2 separate regions of the Homo sapiens genome follow, and region 1 is linked to region 2. A link is an interaction called in ENCODE POLR2A ChIA-PET data of the cell type or tissue named here. Cell type or tissue: MCF 10A. All regions are shown on one strand. Each heading gives the region's core, and the rest is flanking DNA. Links, peaks and the distances in the headings are about the cores only.

Region 1 (9,248 bases), core at 2,805-7,804, 150 kb before region 2:
GGCTTTTGAGTTCAGGGTGATCATGATGCCCATCTCCTTGTGGAGCTTTTGGAAAGGAGGGTTGGTGAATGTCCAGGCTGGGGAAAGAGAAGTGAAGAGCCGCCTTCTTTATACATAAACCCTAACATTTGACTGGGTTGTTTTTTTCCCTGCTCACCCATCTTTGCAGCTCCCACACCCCTGCGTCACACACTGTCAGTTCGATAAACATGACTTATTGACCGGTCGATGAAGTGTGCCATTTAGCTCATGCTGAGAAGGGCTGGGGAAATGCCGAAGATGAGATGGAAGGCACATTGCATTTTGCTTGGAGCAAGGTGGGAGGATGCTGGGTGTTCCAAGGCCTTTCAAAATATTTGTTAGCCCGTAGCCTGTTAAACTCTGCAACTTCCAGTGGAACATCAGGGAACACAGGTTTCTACCTAGAATCCATATCTGGCTCCCTGAAGCCTGCACAGATCAGGGGTGGGCTGGGGGAGGATTTGAGCATCTTCAGGAGGTCTGGCCAGAACTGAGATAGTTGGGAGCCCCTAAAAACTTGCAGACATACCTGTGGATCCCCGAAGTACAAGACCCAAGAGCACTGTGCAGTGATGGCCACAGGCTTCATAGACCACCGGAATTCAAGTCCAAAACGACAGGCAGCCTTGGGAGGCCACAGAGGCTCCTGGTGTTGCCCCGGGGTTTCATTTTGGCCCAACAAGGAACAGGAAGGGGAAACAATACAAAGGCTTTCCTCCCTTCTCTTTCCCTTGCCCCTTCTGTTCAGGGTTTACTGTTCCTGTCTACTAAGGAAGGCTTGACCCATAACACAAATAGTATTGACAATTACTCTGCTGGGTGATTAGATGAGCCTTGGACCCTGAGGTTCTTTCACTCACTGAGAAGATACATTGGTGGAAAGGACAACAAATATGTCACAGGCACGATGGAAGCCCAGTCTTAACATCTTAGCACTTAGTGGCATAACAGCGATTTCACTAGTACTATTAGATTTCAAAATGCTGAGTTTGGATCCTCGTGAGTATGGGCTGTATTCTTTGCAAGTATGGAACAGTCTGATTCTGATGACTTTTCAGTTGTTTTGTCATGAAGCCAACAGTGCTGAGTAAATATGCCCCACCTGTGTGTGCTATTACATATAAAAATTTTTTTGTAACAAACTTTTATGTAGTCCTTGCTAAGTGCCACACACTGTACTAAGTTTCTTTTAACTCATTTAATCCCTCCAACAATCCTACAAGGTAGATATTATGGTTGATATTCTCTTTTTACAGATGAGGAAACTGAGGCACAGAGAATCTAAGTAACTCTCACAAGATCACACAGCTAGTAAGTGCCAGAGCTGGGATTTGGACCCAGGCAGTTTGGTTTCAGAACTCTTAACTACTCTGCTGAATAATGAATGTCGTGGGTGTTGGTCTTACATTTACTGAAATCTATGATTTTTTTTCACACCACAGCACAGAGGCCCTGCCTGCCCGTATACTTCACGCAGTGCATGCTGCTAATATCCATGGTTGCCTGGGAACAGATGGAGTGAAGAGAGCATTTCCCTAGCTATTTGCCTTGCCTGTGGGCAGGTTGGCCGCGCAGGGTGGTTTAGGATAATAGCAGACACATTTTTTTTCTGGTATCCATGTACTTACAAAGATTTTTGAAAGTGACTGGAAGAACCGGGGCGACAAGTTTATAAAACAGGATCCTCAGATGGGGGCAGGGCTGGGGAAACAACCAATTGGCTTTCCATTCTGTACCCTTCTTTCTAGACCTTGTTCCCTGAGGAGCTCTTTACAAGGGTGTTACAGACTCCTCTAAGTGTCTCCCTCCTCATAGCGAAAGGGCTTTTACTCAGAGTTACCTTGAAGCAACCAGCAGCAGAAATGCATTGTCTAGTCAAGAGGAGGCCTGGGAGCAAGAAGAAAGCTCTCTTCGTCTGCTGATGTGTGGTAACATGCCATTGAGTCACCATCCCACACCAAGGGTTCCAGTCTGTGGCCCTACCCCTCAGCCATCCAAATACATTTCTAGCCTGCCTTCCTGCTCCACGCAGAGGCAGCGTGCACAAACACCCTCAATACCACCGCCACTGCTGGATGACTGTCGTGCTATTGTGCAGAAGGAATAAGTGCAAATCTGAGACCCCATTTCAAAGGCAAACACAATTCACTTTTGAGCTCATCGGGTTGTTTGGATCATCTCTGCCACGATTTTCTCCATTCCTATGGGAAAGAAAAGCTGGCCAGATCAGTATCCCATAAGAAATGCAGGCACTCCAAATCTGCTGTTCTTGCTTCTAAGATTCTGAGTGCTATCACATGGTTCCCGAATGACAGGCTCCAGGTCCTGCCATGGGAGAGTGGGCTTGCTGGTGAGTGGCTACAGGGAGAAGGTGCTAAACCTCAGGAGCAGCACTTTTGTGTTTTCCAAATGATGCACGGATGAGAGAAAGGAACGCAGGAAAGGTGAGTCAAAAACAAACCTTTGGAAATACAAAAATAAGGAGCATAGAGCTGCACAGGTTTGAAAAGAGGAGGAGGCAGTGTCATGTGTAAATGCATGTTGGGTTTCTGGATCTGATGCGTGCCTTCCTGCATGACTTTGGTCATTTAGATGTTTAGTTTCTTCTACTCAGGAATGTTAGGGGGCATTTTGAGCCTGGGGCTACAAGAGGCTAAAAAAAACTACAAACTGTTGTGCAGAATCAACTTTGGAATGGATCTGGAAAGTCAGAATTTAAAAATTTTACTTCAGTATTCCCTAAAGTCAGAAATGTAAATCCAGTAACGGGAAAGGACATGAAATGTACAGTCCCCCCTCAAGTCTCACTCTGGGTGATGCCACTCTGGGTGGATGCTTTCACCTCATCAGATGCATCTGGGAGAGCTGGCCCGGGTCTGTCTGTCCCACCGGACCCCACGCTCCCCCCCTTCTCTCCTCTCCCACCTTGCCTGATGTGGAGCACTTTGTAATAAAGAGGTTCATTCCCTGAATTTAATATGGGGTGTCATCAAGGCCTTTACTAGACAAGAAGCATGTCCTCTCCTTCCCAGCAGCGATGACCTCCCCACAAGAACATGCCTCTCGCCGAGGTCTTCATCCCTCTCCAGAAAAGGAGACCCAAGCAGCAGCACCCAGGGCAGAGCCTCCGTTCCTACTTCATGGATGTGAAATACCCAGGATGCTACAAAATCACCATGGTCTTCAGTCACAAACGTGTGTTGGCCGCGCCACCATCCTCTCTCTGCCAGCGCACAGGAGGAAAAGCAAGACCCACAGAAGGACGTTCCTGTAGGAGGAAGCAGCACAGAAAGCACTCTAAGGGAAGAAGAATGAGATACCATCCCCATACACACATTCTGGGAAATACAAAACATGCCCTTCATATTTCCAAGTGGCCTTAGTTTTCAAACTGTACTCAGAGAAAAATCCCCATCTGAAAAATGACTCTTGTTGAGCCCGCATTGTTTGCCAGCTGGCTTTCCATGGCAGCTCTGGCTGGAGAGAACCCTGGATGCTTAAGCAGTCCTTTTCCTTCCTCCTGTTAGGATGATGTGTGGGAGAGTGAGGAAGAGGGAGTCAAAAAAGGGAAAGGGATGAATGAAGTCATCTCAACGCACATGGATTGTTTCTTTGGTGTTTTGTGGAGATTTCACTCCAGGGGCCTCGGGCAAACCAGTTTACTTGGGTAGAAGCATACGTTGCTCACCTGGCCAAGTTTTCTCAGTGGAAGATGGCTTAGCCATTCTTTGCCACGCTTACTTTTGGTCCTGTATATGTAAAGTTGACCAAAACCCTCACAAGGGCCATGATCCGATCTGCTTTCTCCCATCGTCTGCTACTCTCCTGCCTATCTCGCATCCCCAGGCTAAAACTGGTGGTTTGGCTGAGGAGTGGGTTATGCTTCATGGTACAGCTAAAGTTATCCTGATCTCTCTTGATATCCCCTTCCTTCAAAGACTCTGTTTCCGACCCTGGCCAGCTCCCAAATAGCTCCTGTAATTGGTTACAAGCAAGGCTAAGTGAGATAGTGATTTGATTCTGGAAGCACAAACCAGTGCCTCCCTGGTGGGTAGGAAGCATCTTCTCCATGTTCACCTCACAAGCTTTTGAAAAAAACCTGTCATTCAGAAGCAAGCCAAAACTGTCATCTCGCTCGATGCTAATGAACTCATCAAATCCATTCGCAGGGTTTCGGCTCTTCAGAACTCTGGCCAAGCCTTTGCTTAGCACATGAAAGAATATTCCCTGGGGTGCTTTTCAAACCCTAATTTGACCCCATACCTCTAAACTGTGGAAGAACACAGACACAATTGGCCACATGCTCTTGAAAAATTCAATCTGAAAGCTAGTGTTGGTGACTACAGACAGGATTTTGATAAAAGTAAAACACCGAGCCGGGTATGCTGCTTGCCGCTAGGAGTTTGTCTCCCTGGAGGACAGTCCTGCCTGCCCACTGCTGAGGAAGAGCATTCCATATGTGGAGTGGACAGGGAAGCTCCTGGGAAATACAGTGACCTTGGCCTCTTAATCCATCAACAAAATAATGGCACTTTTATGAGAACTCTAGAAATAGAACTTTTCATCCGGCACCATCTTATGGTACGCTTTGGAGCAGTGATGTCACCAAGGAGACAGAAACTAGGGAATTCATCCTCTTGGGCCGGGTGACTAATCCTGTTTCCCAACCTCAGAACATTTGCTGATATCATCCATCTTCCCGAAACCACACCAGCCTGGGGGTAAGAAGAGAGTGACATCAACTCACAAATTCACATTTCTGTGACTGTAACGCGTACTTTGGGGATTCCCAGCCCTTCTCGTATTCCTCCCAAATATTCCGGGAGGTGGTCCTAGGGGGCTGACTCGTGTGCTTCCCAAGTTCATCTTCTGTGGCACCGGGTGTTCTCCCTGGCTTTAGTGCACAGCCTCTCTTCTGATGCTGCAGAACCCCATAATGGCAGTGGGTTTGCCAGAGCCCACAGAGGGGCACAAGGTCACCCACCAGAGGAGCCCACTTTCCTGCCACTACCCACCAGTGTTTACCCTGAGGCTGCCAGCATGAGGCAGTGAGGACCTGGGTGTGTGGTCCAGGGTGCTGTTGCCAGTGACCACAGAGAGTGCCACACCAATGAGCAATGAGTGATGCCCCAGTGACAGCTCTCTCCATTTTTATTCATCTTTCATTCCAGCCACTCACCGAAGGGGCATGAGTCCAAACAGTTGGACATTGCTCTGAGTAACAGAGCCAGAATCTCCTTTTCATCCAGCCTTGCCATTGTCACCCATGAACCCAGTTTGTGAGCTTGACATGTTTTTCTTAGGATGAGCTCTGCCCACTGAGGCTCCTTGGGTCCTCCTGTAAGGAAGCTCCTGGCAGATCCAACCTCCTGACATACCAATATGTCCAGAAACAACATTAGCTGGGTCTTGCCATCCCCCTGAAATAGGGTGGGTAATTCCTTTGGGTGGCCCTAAGGTGCTGAGTGGAGGGGATTTAGCCAGGGCAGAGGAATGCTAAAGTCCCGAAAGTCTCCCTTCCCACACAGAAGTACTTTGGTGAGGAGGCTGTGGGTGAGGTGACTCTCTACACCTATGAAAGCTCTTTTGCTTAGGGTTGACCATTAAAAAGTGATTTCTTGACCCTCAGGGTAACAAAAGCCTGGCCCACCAATCAAGCCAGCAAGTTTCAAACTTTAAGGCTCCTAAGAATCACCTGGTGGTGGGGCCAGAGCGGAGGGTTGGTGCTGTGAAACATGCAGATTCTTGGGCTGCGCTCCAGAATCTGGAGACAGAATCTGGACACAGGAAGCTGCAAGTTTACAAATACTCCAGGTTTACAGTTTACAAATATGTCAGGCCGTCCTCATGTAGGTGGTTCATGGACCACACTTTAAGAAACTCTGGGTTGAGCCGGCCTCCAGGCTCACCATGTCATTCACTATGTCTACAGGGAGCCAAGATTCATCACAACGTGACTGGGTGCCAGGAGCTGGGCAAAATTCCTTCCTGATCCTAACACATCTCATTCTATAAAAATAAAATCCTTGTACAGATGCCACAGTGATCTCCATTAACATCTCAAAACTTGGGGAAAAAAAAGTCTCTCTTCTAAGCTCACATGGTGACAGAGCTGGGGGCAGCTAGTTGTGCCTGACTCCAAAGCATGGTCTCTCATCATAGGATGTCACATTGCTTCTGTGACATTTAGGGGATATGAATGAGCAGAGGCCAAGTTGTATTTGGCTGCATGCTTGATTGCGTAGAAAAATGACGACACTACCCTTGGTACATCTATTGGCCCCAACAGGAAGGAGATGAAAGTATTGCAAAGGGAACAGTGAGCCTAGACTGAATCAGAGGACTCCCAGAAATTCGCTGCACTCTCATGATATAATTATGCCATCAGGTTGGCCAGTTGAGGATTACACTTCAGAAGAAGGCAGATGTCATTATCTAAATAGGCCATTCTGTACTCATTTCTTTGTTTGCTTGTTTCTTGTCAGTCCATCCACTGGATCATAAACCTAATGAAGGCAAAGCTCTGTTTGTCCTGTTCTTCACAGAATCCCCAGTGTTTAGCACAGTCCTGGCCTTCTAGAAACCTTTGTCGAATGAATGAATGCATGGGTCATGGGGAGATGAAAGGCAGTGTTACTCTTTCTCTGGGGGGACATGGGAAGGCTGCTTCACTCTCAGATCAGTGCACTCTCATTCATGTGTTGAGTGGCAGGTGCTGGAAGTCAGAGCATCTGAAATGCAAGCTCCTGTGCCCCTTCCCTGGACCTCAGGTCTCCAACATTGGGGCATGTGGTTGGTAAGTCTCTGAGATTCTCAGGTATATCAGGGAATAGGAACTGGAGGGGGTGGATGGTACAGGTCTCTGTGCCCCCACCCCATGATCCCTAGATGACCATCCAGAAAGTGTCATCAGCCAATTGGAAAGTCATGAAGCAGACACAGCCCTAGACTATTCTAGTGGGAAGGCAAGAACATGTGCTGTGTCCCCGCCTGCTTTCCAACCTAAGGTAGAGGCTGTCCCAGGCACAAGAGCACTTTCAGGTCACTGGTGTAGCTTTTCCAAGGCTGCCTGCCTCTGCACCATCTCTGGGAAGATTCCGAAACTGCCCCATTCCAGTGGGGTGGCCTAGGGGCAGAAAAATGCTCCATGTGCCTCCCAGGCAGAGGTGGGAGCTTGGGGTGGCATTTCTTTAATGAAGTCACCTAGGTTTTCACATCTAGAACTGTGGACATCCAGGCTCCTGCTCACTGCTCTGAGTCACCGGAAGCCTGGAATGATGAGGCTTTTTTTCAAACACTATCTAAGAATCTTTGATGAATCCTCATCATCTGCCATCAGGCACCACGATTTCATGATCCCCAAAGGAGTAGGGCAGGTTCCTGAAGATCTCCCGGGGTCGGTCCACTGGCGCTGGGCCACTGACTCCATGGAAGTGGTTGGTGCAGCTGGCCTTCGAGACTCTGTGCCTTCAGAACCTCATATAGTCTGGCTGTGTCCCCCACCCAAAATTTCATCTTGAATTGTAATTCCCATAATCCCCATAATCCTTAAGTGCCAAGGGCGAGACCAGGGGGAGGTAATTGGATCATGGGGGCGGCCCCCCTGTGCAGTTCTCATGATAAGTGAGTCTCATGAGATCTGATGGTTTTATAAGCATCTGGCATTTCCACTGCTGGCACTCACTCTGTCCTGCTGCCCTGTGAAGAAGGTGCCTGCCTTTCCTTTGCCTTCTGCCATGGTTGTTAAGTTTCCTGAGGCCTCCCCAGTAAGTGGAACTGTGAGCCAATTAAATCTCTTTCCTTCATACATTACCCAGTCTCAGGTATTTATTCATAGCAGTGAGAACTGACTAATACAAAACCCTATTTGTTTTTCGCTTCCATCTGCTTTCCTTTTCCAGTTACTTCATTCTAATTGGTGTTCCTTTCCTACTTCTGGGTTCGTACCTCCCTTCTCATTACTGCTGTGACACATTCTCCCTCTACTGACTGGCAGGCCTGCCCTTCTCCCTGGTGACTGTTCAGGCAGGCCTTAGTGACCACGTGTGTTCACCCTAACCATAGACTTGACCCTTCTGCTTCAAACCCCATTGGAAATTGGCATTTCCTTGCTATTCTGAAAGATGGGAATGGGAATTTGGATTTGAGAGAACTGTAATAGAGCTCTGACACCTTCCTAGAGTCTGGGTGGCAGACTGGGTTCTGACTGGGACCAGATTCCACTTGTCCTTCCTCCTGGCAGGGTGTGTGTTAACTTCAGGGAGCCCAAGTCATTGTAACTCGTGTGCACAGACAACTAGAATCTGTGCCCAAGATGGGTCAGTGAGTCTCGAGTGATGATTCAAATTCATTTTCTTGCCAGGCAAACAAAATCTCTGACTTGCCTGGACTCCCTGTGAAGCTAGCTGCAGCTGCCAGTGCTGGTCTGTGGTGGCCCCAGGCTATGGGATTTGAACAGCTGCCTGCTAACAGCACCACCTCCTCTCCCGGATTTATCTTGCACCATTGCGCCCACAGCTGGGCCTGTGCAGAATGTACAGCATGATGCTGATGCTGTTCAGGCTGCCAGCCCATTGGAAGCACAGCAAATGACTTCTATTTATAGAGAAGGCATTCCTGGGCCACACACAGCACTCTTGGCCTGCTGAGAAGTCGGCCAAGTCCCTGACAGACACCAAGGGGCAAGACTGCAAGCCTCCTCTGCCAGAGAAGGCATTGTTCTGTCGCACACAATGGTAGAGCGGCCCTGGCATGATGTCAGATGAGTTGACAGTAGCAGCAGCTGCCTGTACGTTCCCTCTCCTCGTTTACAGCTGAGCTCTGCCAAACCCAGGGAGCAGTCCGGAGTTTTAGGTTTGGATTTTGGAAAATGAATTGCACCAAGAGGCCAGGACCGTCTTGCTTCAGTTGGCTTAGTAAGGAAATGGCCACAAGCCATAGGTGGTAATTTAGCAGTGGCTGCCTGAGTCGTTAGGGGAATGTAACCACAAAAGGCAGTAGAACGGGCAGCCAGGGCCATTGCAGGGCACAGTCACAGTGGCTGGCCAGGAGGTCTGATGGGGAGGCCTTTCCTTCCTGAAGACCCAGCCTCCCCTGGAATCCTCCCATTTCCCGAGGCCTAGCTGGTGGCACCCAAAACCCACGAGAGAGCTGCAACAGAGAGCTGGGCTGTCTCAGGTAAATGCAGGAAGGGCTACCCCTCTGTGGGTGAGTGATACTAGCTTCTT
Region 2 (10,914 bases), core at 3,224-8,223:
GCTGTCATTTTTAAGTGTATAGATTTTACTTAGGTGTTTCCTCTTTGGCCTCTTGAGCAACTTTTCCTTTATAGCAGAAAGTTTACCTATTAGAAAACCGTGATAATTTAGAGAGAAGTTAGGTCATCTGCAACTGATCCTGCCTGTGGTTATAGAAGTTAGTTAGCTTGCATTTTCTGGGAAATTTTTCATAACAGATAATTCTGTATTTGCCAGACTCAGAACAGATCCTACCAGTAAATGAGATAAGTTCATCTTTTCAGTTTAGACTCCAGGCCTTTTGCTGCGCTTATGTTTTATATAGTCTAAAGTTCTTTGCTTATGGAAGTTGATTTATTTGCCCCCCCTTTTTTTTACTGGCATGTTTAAAACAATTTTACCTTTGAACGGAATTTGAAAAAAAATGCAGTGCATTCCTGCAAGCAGTGCTTATAATTGTGGTTATAATCACCAGTAATTAGAATTTCCTAATCTGCCTTTAATTGTGCCATTCTTGCCTCTAGAACTGAGGCCAACTGTATAGTTCATTTCCGTATTTATTTGGATATTTATTAAGTGTTGACTGTAGGTCTAGCTGGGTGCTTGGACAGAGTGATCAGATGTAACACGCAGAATAATATGCAATTTCTGCCCCACAGGTATCAAATTTGGGAGATAAGATCTACACAGAAGTAGTATTACACATGATATGTCAAATGAGTGTTATCAGTAAAAGGAATTCAGTAGGACAGAGAAGGACATTTTGCTTTTGAGTTCTCTAAAAGATTTCATTGAGATGGTGAGACTTGATCTGGGCTTGAAGGGATGGGAGTAAATTTTTAGTAAAGTAGGATGAAAATATTGGCTTAATCAAGAGCAAAGGCATGGAGATGTAATGGGTATGTTCTATTGGAGGAAAATAATTAAATGGCAACACCAAATTTGTATTAGGCTCATAGTGGGAAATAGTGGGAAAGCCTTGTACAGGGAATGGTGGCATGGGGTTGCTTGCATGCATTCAGTAATGCAAAAGAGGGCCAACAGCCAGGATGCTGTGACAGAAAGCTCAAAGCCTAGGAATCAGAAGAGCTGAGTTCTGGCACTTTTGATGTCTTTCCACTTAGACCTATATTCTCTTTAAGTGAGCAGTTTAAACAGAGAGAGTGTAGGTTCCTTATGGTTAATATTCTTTAGTTCTGTTATCAGAGATGGAATGACAGCTTCTGTTTTGTATTACCTGAAGAGCTTTGTATGGCCTGGTGTAGCAGATGGAGGTTACTTGCTGTAAAAATCTCCTGAACCCATTCCTCTGTCACTGATTCATTCCATTGTTTGTCATATTCATTGCATTTCTACGTAGGGGAGTGTTAAGCCTATTGATTATTGCCTTCTGGAAATAAATTAGTCAGATTACCTAATTGAGATCAGATGGAGTGGAGCTTTGTTTTAGGGACAGTATAAAGGAATGGTTTTGATTTTGGGGAAACTTGGAGTGCCGGCTTTGGATAGAGAACATTTATAGCCAGTGAGGTCGATGACATAGGAGGGAGGTTCATGACATCTGGGGGAGGGGCAGAATATTTGGATTATTATAAAGGTTAAAATAGAAGAGTCCAAACATCTGGCATCTCATCTGTCTCTAATGTAGTCCCTGGTTACCTTTATTTCTCTTTGGATATAGTGATTGAGAGGATCAGTTCTTCTGGGTGATTTTTGCTGGTGTCTTTATTTTGTTTGTGGTTATTGGGAACTCTCATAACTAAGAAAGTTGCATTTAGATGACCTGTTTGCAGTTGTAGAATAATGATTTGGTATGTAAATCTCATAATAGGGCCTTCATCTTCTGTCATGCCTAACAGATCTGACTTGGTGGTTGGAGTAATTTTTCTACCAACAAAAAACCCAAAAATCTCACCTGTATTTTTCCTGCCAATTGGTGTATTCACCAGTCTCAGGTTTAGGATCAGTCCCTTTTTGTTTGTGGTTGGTTTCTAGGAGGAAACAATGTACAAATACTGAGTTAAAAGTAGGGTTGGGCCACTGGAGATACAAAGAAAAATCTTTTTGCCTTAGTCATCAACAATGGAAAAGCATTTGGTAAAGTAACTTTGATGCAGCAGTATGTGTCATTGAGTAGTTACAGAAAGTTTTTCTTAATAGGAATCTGGATTTTATTATTAAAGAATGTCATTATAGAGGCTGGGTGTGTTGGCTCACGCCTGCAATCCCAGCACTTTGGGAGGCTGAGGCGGACGGATCACCTGAGGTCAGGAGTTCAAGACGAACCTGGCCAACATGGCAAAACCCCATCTCTACTAAAAATACAAAAATTAGCTGGGTGTGGTGGTGCGTGCCTGTAATCCCAGCTACTCGGGAGGCTGAGGCAAGAGAATCACTTGAACCCAGGGGGTGGAGGTTGCAGTGAGCCAAGATTGCGCCACTTCACTCCAGCCTGGGTGAAAGAGCGAAACTCCGTCTCAAAAAAAAAAAAAAATGTCGTTTTAGAACTGTACTCTTTATTTTTAGAGACAGAGTCTTACCCTGTTGCCCGGGCTGTAGTGCAGTGGTAGGATCATAGTTCACTGCAGCCTCAAACTCCTGGGCAAGAACTGTACTGTTTTAAGAATTTACAAAGAATAAGAGTTGTCTGAAAAGTGTAGAGGGGAAAATTTCAATAAATGATAGCCACTGTTTACTGAATACTTACTATGTTGCAGGCATTATATATACATTATAATCTTTAATTCTCACCAAATTTCTAATGTGTAAGTAGTAGTATCAGTGTTTACAGGGAAGAAGTCAGGCCTGGAGGGCTGAAGTGCCTTCCCTGGGTCACCTAGTCTGTATGTAATAGAAACAGGATTTTTACCAGGTCTATTGGGCCTCACATTTCTGTATTTTCACCTGACTATTAAGGATAATAAGGAGATTGACATGTAAATAAACACAGGGCCATGTGCTGCATTGAAGTATTGTCCAGGTATGGAAGAAATACAAAGGGAGGGAATGATCAAGTTGACCTTGGGGTAGAGCACTTAGAGAAAGATTCCTGGAGAAAGATGACACCTTAGTAGGATACTGGTGACCATCTAAAAGTTCTTTGGGTAGAAGAGAAGGATTAATGACACTAGTGATTCATTGTCTATATGTTTTCTTCTCTGTTTAACAAGAGCAGAATGATCTGGTTCATCTCTACTGTTGACTCTCTTCATCACAGTCTCTCTTGGCCTTTTATACACCAAGATGATCCTGCTGTTCCCATCCCAGTTTTTGTTAGTTTGATCATTTTCACACTGTTTACATTTGTAATATTTAGTACTGTTTTGTAGAGATAATTCCTATAGTTGTTTACACATATTTTTATTTTTAAATAGAATCGTGCATGTGTGTACTACCTGTGTGTCCGTGAGTTTATATATTTATTTAACCACGAATTCTTTGTTTTGATTCATCTGTTGGTTGAGTCCTGAGTCTGAGTATTTAAAGATAATACACTTCTTGAGTCCCATTTTTTTCCAAGAGCTCTGAAGACCCCTCTGCCATGTGTCCCAAATAATTATCTATATATGTTATATATGTAGATCTCTATACAGATCTTTCTATATATACATAGAGAAATTTCTCTATATAAATAATTTATCGATACATACATTTATAAATAAATCTACTCAGGTATATAGAAAGATAACTATACAGAGAGAGATGAATCAAGGATGAATCAAAACAAAGAATTTAGAAATGGACAGGCTGTGGTTAAGTAAATATGTAAATACATACTAGTAGTACCCACATGCATATCATATATATGTATACAGTTTTAAGAGTGCTTTACATAGATGTTTAACTTAGGATTTTTGACTTTATAATGGTGTGGAGGTGATATGCATTCTGTAGAAACTATACTTTGAATTTCAATATTTTTCAGGGCTAGCAATATTCATAATGAAACTCGGTGGTGCTGAGCCAAATATCTCATGTAATTTATTGAATACGGTATTGAAAGGGTTCTGAGCACATTTAAGGTAGGCTAGCCTAAGCTACGATGTTTGGTAGTTTAGGTGTATGCATTTTCAACTGAAGATATTTTCAATTTACCATCCTAAGTCAAGGAGCATTTGTATATTAAGGATATTGTCCTTTTGTTTTTGATATACATTGCAAATATTTTAAATTCATTATTTGTCTTTGGAATTTGCTTCTGATGTGTTTAACCATGATACATTTTTTTTCTTTTGTTGCATAATGCCTTAGAGCTGCCTTAAAAAACTGATTGGAAGCTTTATGTGCAAAGATAAGGCTTATTAATAGTCAAGGATTTTGATGTATCATTCTGTGAGACCTTTTGATTTAAGAGAAGAATCTACCAATTTCTTAGTAGAGATGGAGGCTATGGAGTGGGGCCTTTTTCAGTTCGGAGATCTTTATTCTTCTATTTTCTTCCCTGCCCGTTGCCGTGCCTGGTATTCTCAATTCCGAATATTCTTTGTTGTTGTTGTTGTTGTTTTCCCCACAGTAAATCTCCATTCTCATGCTCTAGTGGGGGTATGGTATTTGCTTGGCTGTATGTAATGGATTGGGGACCTCGGGATCTGTTTTTTATTCAGTCTTTCAGTCAGTCTAGATTTTAGCCTCATGTATCACTACTGTGTTGGGAAGTCATGGAGCTCCAGATGCCTGAGTCCTTTGGGAATTATTTAGTGAGAATTGGCTTACTTGTGCAGACACTCAGGATCTGTGTTTGCTCCGTGCCGTTGATGCTTTCATCTATTTTTTTTTTCTCATTTGCTGCCGACTTCTCTCAAGTTCTTTAACTCATTTTTATTAAATATTATTTATTTTCATTTTAGTAGGTTTTGGAGGGGAGGAGAGAGAAACATGTGTTTAATTCACTGTATTTAACTAGAAATCCAGGTGGTTCTTTGTACGTACTGTTTTTCCCCTTAGGCTCTACTTTGTAGGCAGTTGGATGGCTCTCAAGTGAGGCTTTTTAGGTTCACAGTATTGCACTTTTGTTTAAGTTTGTTTGCCAGTACCCAGATGATTCTGATGTTTCAAATCAGTTGCCTCTTGCCCTCGTTTATGCTAAGTTTAACTTCAGGGAAGCAAATTTTTTAAGTTTCAAGGCAAGAATTCTTTAGTTGATGCTTAAAATCTGGTTGCAGTTTTAGGATCTCTGCTTTCTCCCCATGGTTGATCAGTTTCACAGTATTCGATGTAGCCTGTGTTTGGCCATTATAGTTTTTTTGTAGTTTCATTTTTAGGGGTGTCTAATCTTTTGGCTTCCTTGGGCCACATTTTTTATAGTTTCATTTTTAGGGGTGTCTAATCTTTTGGCTTCTGTGGGCCACACATAAAATACACTAACAATAGCTGATCAGCTAAAAAAAAAAACTGCAAAAAATCTCATAATGTTTTAAGGAAGTTTATGAATTTGTGTTGGGCCACATTAGGCCATGCGTTGGACAAACTTGTTTTAATCGAATCCTCCTTCCTGTTTTTTTTCTTTCTCTTTTTGGTGGTTTTCAAGAAGTTGAAGTAAACATACCTTTATTCCTTTCTTTTAAAATGCATGTACTACAGTTTGAAAAACATTGTACAAAATCATATATTTCATTTAGGAAATTGAATACCTGGAGGATTAGCTGTGCCAAAATCTTTTTCCCAATCCTTATAAAGTTCGGCATGAGGTATAATTCTAGCCTCACTCATTTGGTTGCAGTGAGTTTCACATCACAGTGAAGGGAGGACAGTTCCTGTGAGAACACATGTGTTGGAACTAGAGAGCTGCCAAAACGTCTCTTTCACCACCCATCTTATTAGTTGTCTCTCACAGTGCTTCTGTTCCTGTCTACACTCTAGCTTCATGTGGCCTTCTTTCTTGTGCTTGCCTATAGTTTCTGTTCTCTCGTAAGTTCAGCTTACACCTGAGCCGTCATGGACACCACTGTCTCTCTTTTACTTACTTTTGACCTTTCTGCTTAAGCTCTTTACTGCTGGCCAATATAGTCTCTCACTGTTTCTTAATCATATTTCCAAAAAAAAAAAAAATTGATTGGCCTATGCCATCTTTTTGTTCCACTTCTGATTTGTGCCTAGCCAAACTATAAGTTGGCTATCTGGGTTCAGGTTTCCAAACAGCTTAGTGGTGTCAGGGGAGGGAGCAGTAGGACAGCAGGGGAACATGGTATATCTGAGGACTGTCTTAGCAGCAAGAAGGCAGGGATGGGACACTTCACCTTGGTAAGTGAGGGGGCAGAACAGAGCTGAATACATCAAATAGTCCCTATTTTATTATGCTAGTTTATTTTTAATGGAGTACTTCAGGCAAATACTTAGTAGTGCAGATTGAATAATGTAGGAAACTAGCTAATTTTTAAGTGTCAAAAATTGACTGCAAAAACCTGTACCCCGATCTGATGCTAGTTTCTGTTTTCATTATGACTTCAGTGCCATGGTGTGGCAGAAAGACCATTAAAGTAGAAGTCAGGAGTCTTAGATTCTAGACCTGTTTTTGCTGTTCTGAAAGGCTTCACGTTCTGCATCAGATAAAATTTTAAGGTTATTGAGGTAGAATAGTGTCTAAGGTGCTGTTTAGCTATAAAACTTGTGACTCACAGTGTACTATACCAAGTTGGTAAAGGTAATTTCCACAAGAGTAGTCAGATTACAAAGCTTGTAATAACATGAAATCATGAGTACAGGTTAATGTAAAAAATTAAAAACGAGAATACCTGGACCAGTACATCAGAGAGAGATACAGGAGTTTGTAGTGGACTGCATCCCTCTCATTTTAACTTGTTTTGTTTGATGAGGAGATCATCTTCATAAACTGATACAAAAGTCAGATATTATAATCACAAAATTTTCCTGACTTGAGTTGCACATAAACAGTGTAATGCAGTAAGTGTAATATTGAAGTTTCAAACGCTTTTTGATTTTCCATGCTTTTTAAAAGCCATAGCTGGATATTCAGAATAGTTAAGTAACTTGAGTTTCTTTTGTTTTTTAGGATTTAAGTGCCCTGTATGCTCAAAATTTGTATCCTCAGATGAAATGGATTTGCATCTTGTAATGTGTTTAACAAAGCCACGAATAACCTATAATGGTAAGTCCAATGGTTTAAAATAATATTTTAAGTTAGAATTAACTTACATTTTATGAATTTCATGTTTCAAGTATAATTTAAAAGGAGGGAAGGACATTGTTTTCTCTATTTTTACTAGTGCATTAATGCAGTGGTTCTCAAATTCTGTGATCTCAAGACTTCTTTACACTTCAAAAAATTACTGAGGACTTCAAAGAGTTTTTCTTTACTTGGGTTATATCTATCCATATTTGTCATAAATTAAAACAGAATTTATAATTTTTAATTTATTTTGTTAAACATAAATATAATTATGTTGACAACTTTTAAATGAAAAGTAAATTTTCTAAGACAAAATATTTAGTGACAAGAGTGGCATTTTCAGGATTTTTACAAACTCTTTAATATCAGGCTTCATGACAAGGAATTCTCACATCTGCTTCTTCATTCAGTTTATTGTGATATGGCACGTCTTGTGTCCTCTGGAAAACTCTGCTGCTATACTGGAGAGAATGGGAATGAAAAAGGCAGATATGGCCAGGCACAGTGGCTCACACCTGTAATCCCAGCACTTTGGGAGGCCGAGGTAGGCAGATCACCTGAGATCCCAAGTTTGAGACCAGCCTGGCCAACATGGTGAAACCCCATCTCTACTAAAAGAAAAAAAAAAAGAAAAAAAAAAATTAGCTGGGTGTGGTGGTGCACACCTGAAATCCTAGCTACTCGGGAGGCTGAGGCAGGAGAATCGCTTGAACCCAGGAGGCGAAAGTTGTAGTGAGCCGAGATTGTGCCACTGCACTCCAGCCTTGGAGACAGAGTGAGACTCTGTCTCAAAAAAAAAAAGAAAAAAAAACAAAAACAAACAAACAAAAAAACAGATACTTAGTGTTACCATGAAAATAGTTTTTACTTTGTTAATCTAAAAGGATTTCAAAGGCTCTTCCACTTCTCCTACTGTACAAGATTCTTTGGACCACAGTTTGAGAACTGCTGCATTGAAATAAAATCTTTTGGGTTAAGCCTAAGTAAAATGTAATGTTCATAATGGCCATTTTCAAAAGTAAGTAAGCATGGTTGAAATTGCAACTTTTTTCTTTTTGTTTAAGAGTATAGAGTAAATGAAGGGAACATATATGAGGAGTAGGGAGAATAAAAGTTTATTCAATAGTAAATAGATGCCTAATGGGAGAAAAAAGTCATTAAGAGAAACCCAAAACTCTACCTATGCAGTGCATATGTGTCTCTGTCTTTCCTCCCATATACAAATTTAGTCTGTGAGCTCTGGAGCGAACTGGTATTTTTTTAGGTCTGGTGTTTTAGACTGTACCATTCTTTCCTGACCAAAATCTCTAGATATTCCAAAACCTAGGAAAGATTTTAAATGTAGCCTTGGCATACTTTGGAATAGACTTGGGGGGGAAAAATCAAGTAGTTCTGTCCTAACCAATGAATAGAATAAAATGAAGGAAAAATGAAAGTTGTTTTCAAAATTTTATAAAGAAACAGACTTCAAAAGCTTAAGAGAAATTTCATTTTTTTTAAATATAAATTTTGGCCTGAAATAAAATGTGTAGAAAGGGTACCAGTAAACACTATAGCCAATTGAAAGATTGGCTAAATTCAACATATATTTTGAGCATCAATTATGTGCGAGGTACTGTGTTAGGAATTAGAGATATAGCAGTGAATGAACAGAAATGGAGCTTACAGCCTACTAATAGTAATAGTCACTGATTTCTTTGAGCTAAGAATTATTGGTTAAATAAAAAGGTTCTATGAAAAACTTAGTAGATATAGCAGCACTTATCTGAGCTTTCTCCTCAGGTAACAAAAATGTTGGGAGGGGTAGAATTTAACATTGAAATGAGCATATTACTTTTGGTAGTGTTTTGCAAGTTGATCTAAGAATCAGTCTCTCAATTCTTCCCTTTCCTTCACTTTTTCTAGTATGGTGGTGCTTCAGCCACCCTATTACAGGGTTGACAATAGAGCACTTTTTGCCATTCATTTGCTGATGAAATGTGAAAGTGGTTTTAAGCAGTTACTTGGCATAATAAATGTATTTGTTGATTATATCCTAACCTTTTTGCATTATGAAATTGAATTGGCTACTTTGCATTATCTACTTCAAGTTTAGTTATTTAAGAAATAGAAAGTGTTCTCATTCAAAATTTGTGACTAAAAGTATATGGGTTTGTTTTTCATACCTGCTCCACTATCTTATATTCTATAATTGTTTATGTTTAATATGAGTGCCTTTAAATATCCATAAATCTTAAAGCTTCTGGCTTTCAATTTGAAAATCACAAATATATTTGACCATATAATAATATATTTACACACAGTCTTAGTATTCTGTATGTTTACTTTTTGTGTAATATATCTAGAATACAGTCTTCTTGTGTATTGTGATATTTAACAATTTTTTTAACTTTTAAGTTGAGGGGTACATGTGCAGGTTTGTTATATAGGTAAACTTGTGTCATGGGGGTTTGTTCTACAGATATTTTGTTACTCAGGTATTAAGCCTAGTACTCATTAGTTATTTTTTCTGATCCTCTCCTTCCTCCTACTCTCCACCCTCTGGTAGGCTCCAATGTGTATTGTTCCCCTCTTTGTGTCCATGTGCTCTCATCATTTAGCTCCCACTTACAAGTGAGAACGTGCGGAATTTGCTTTTCTGTTCCTGTGTGAGTTTGCTGAGGATAATGGCCTCCAGCTCCATCCATGTTTCCACAGAGGACATGATCTTCTTTTTTATGGCTGTGTAGTATTCACACGGTATATATGGACCCACATTTTCTTTATCCAGTCTATCATTTGATGGGCATTTAGGTTGATTCCATGTCTTTGCTCTTGTGAACAGTGCTGCAGTGAACATATGCATGCATGTGTCTTATAACACAAGGATTTATATTCCTTTAGGTGTATACCCAGTAGTGGGATTGATGGGTCAAATGGTATTTCTGTTTTTAGGTCTTTGAGGAATTGCCATACTGTCTTCCACAATGGTTGAACTAATTTACACTCCCACCAACAGTGTGTTAAGTGTTCCTTTTTCTCTGCAGCCTCTCCAACATGTATTTTTTTTTGACTTTTTAATAATACGCATTCTGACGCTTGAAATGGTATCTCCTTGTGGTTTTGATTTGCATTTCTCTAATGATCAGTGATGTTGAGCTTTTTTTCATATGATTCTTGGCCACATTTATGTCTTCTTTTGAAAAGTGTTCATCTCCTTTGCACATTTTTTCATGGGGTTGTTTGCTTTTTTCTTGTAAATTTGTTTAAGTTCCTTATATATGCTGGATATTAAACCTTTGTCAGATGCTTCGTTTGCAAAAATTTTCTCCCATTCTGTAGGTTGTCTGTTCACTTTGTTGATAGTTTCCTTTGCTGTGCAGAAGCTCTTTAGTTTAATTAGATCCCATTTGTCAATTTTTGGTTTTGTTGCAATTGCTTTTGGTGCCTTTGTCATGAAATCTTTGCCTGTTCTTATGTCTATAATGGTATTGCATAAGTTGTCTTCCAGGGTTTTTATAGTTTTGGATTTTACATTTAAGTCTTTAATTCATCTGGACTTAATTTTTGTATGTGGTTTAAGGAGGTTGGCGTGGGGTAGGGGTCCAGTTTCAATCTTCTGCATATGGCTAGCTAGTTATCCCAGCACCATTTATTGAATAGGGAATCCTTTCCCCATTGCTTGTTTTTGGTCAGGTTTGGATATTTGACAGTTCTTAATTTCCTGATTTAACTATGCCTAAGTCATTAAACTGTTCTGCTAGATCACTTGTTTGGTGTCTTAAGAACTAATATATAACCTTCTGCTTGGGGATACTATAACAACCAAA

The links. Peaks named below come from ENCODE experiments on the same cell type or tissue, not always from the same donor. Only the 100,000 strongest peaks of a DNase experiment are listed, where the experiment ranks them.
Region 1: POLR2A ChIA-PET joins it to region 2 with 6 read pairs; 3 of 35 experiments call an interaction of 5 or more read pairs at or near these places.

What each region holds. Positions count from the first base shown.
Region 1 is chr7:30,164,697-30,173,944 of GRCh38, forward strand. It overlaps the pseudogene RPS27P16. Among named protein-coding and RNA genes, the nearest start is that of MTURN, 34 kb to the left of the region's middle. RefSeq lists enhancers at 3,865-4,690, 4,013-5,212. In MCF 10A, for the core only: no CTCF peak of the experiment used is centred there; DNase peaks (open chromatin) are centred at 4,695 and 7,285.
Region 2 is chr7:30,316,654-30,327,567 of GRCh38, forward strand. It overlaps ZNRF2 (zinc and ring finger 2), which reads left to right. Exons shown (of 5, transcript NM_147128.4): 2 at 6,989-7,084. Among named protein-coding and RNA genes, the nearest start is that of MIR550B1, 32 kb to the left of the region's middle. RefSeq lists a silencer at 2,188-2,356 and an enhancer at 6,096-6,145. In MCF 10A, for the core only: no CTCF peak of the experiment used is centred there; a DNase peak (open chromatin) is centred at 5,768.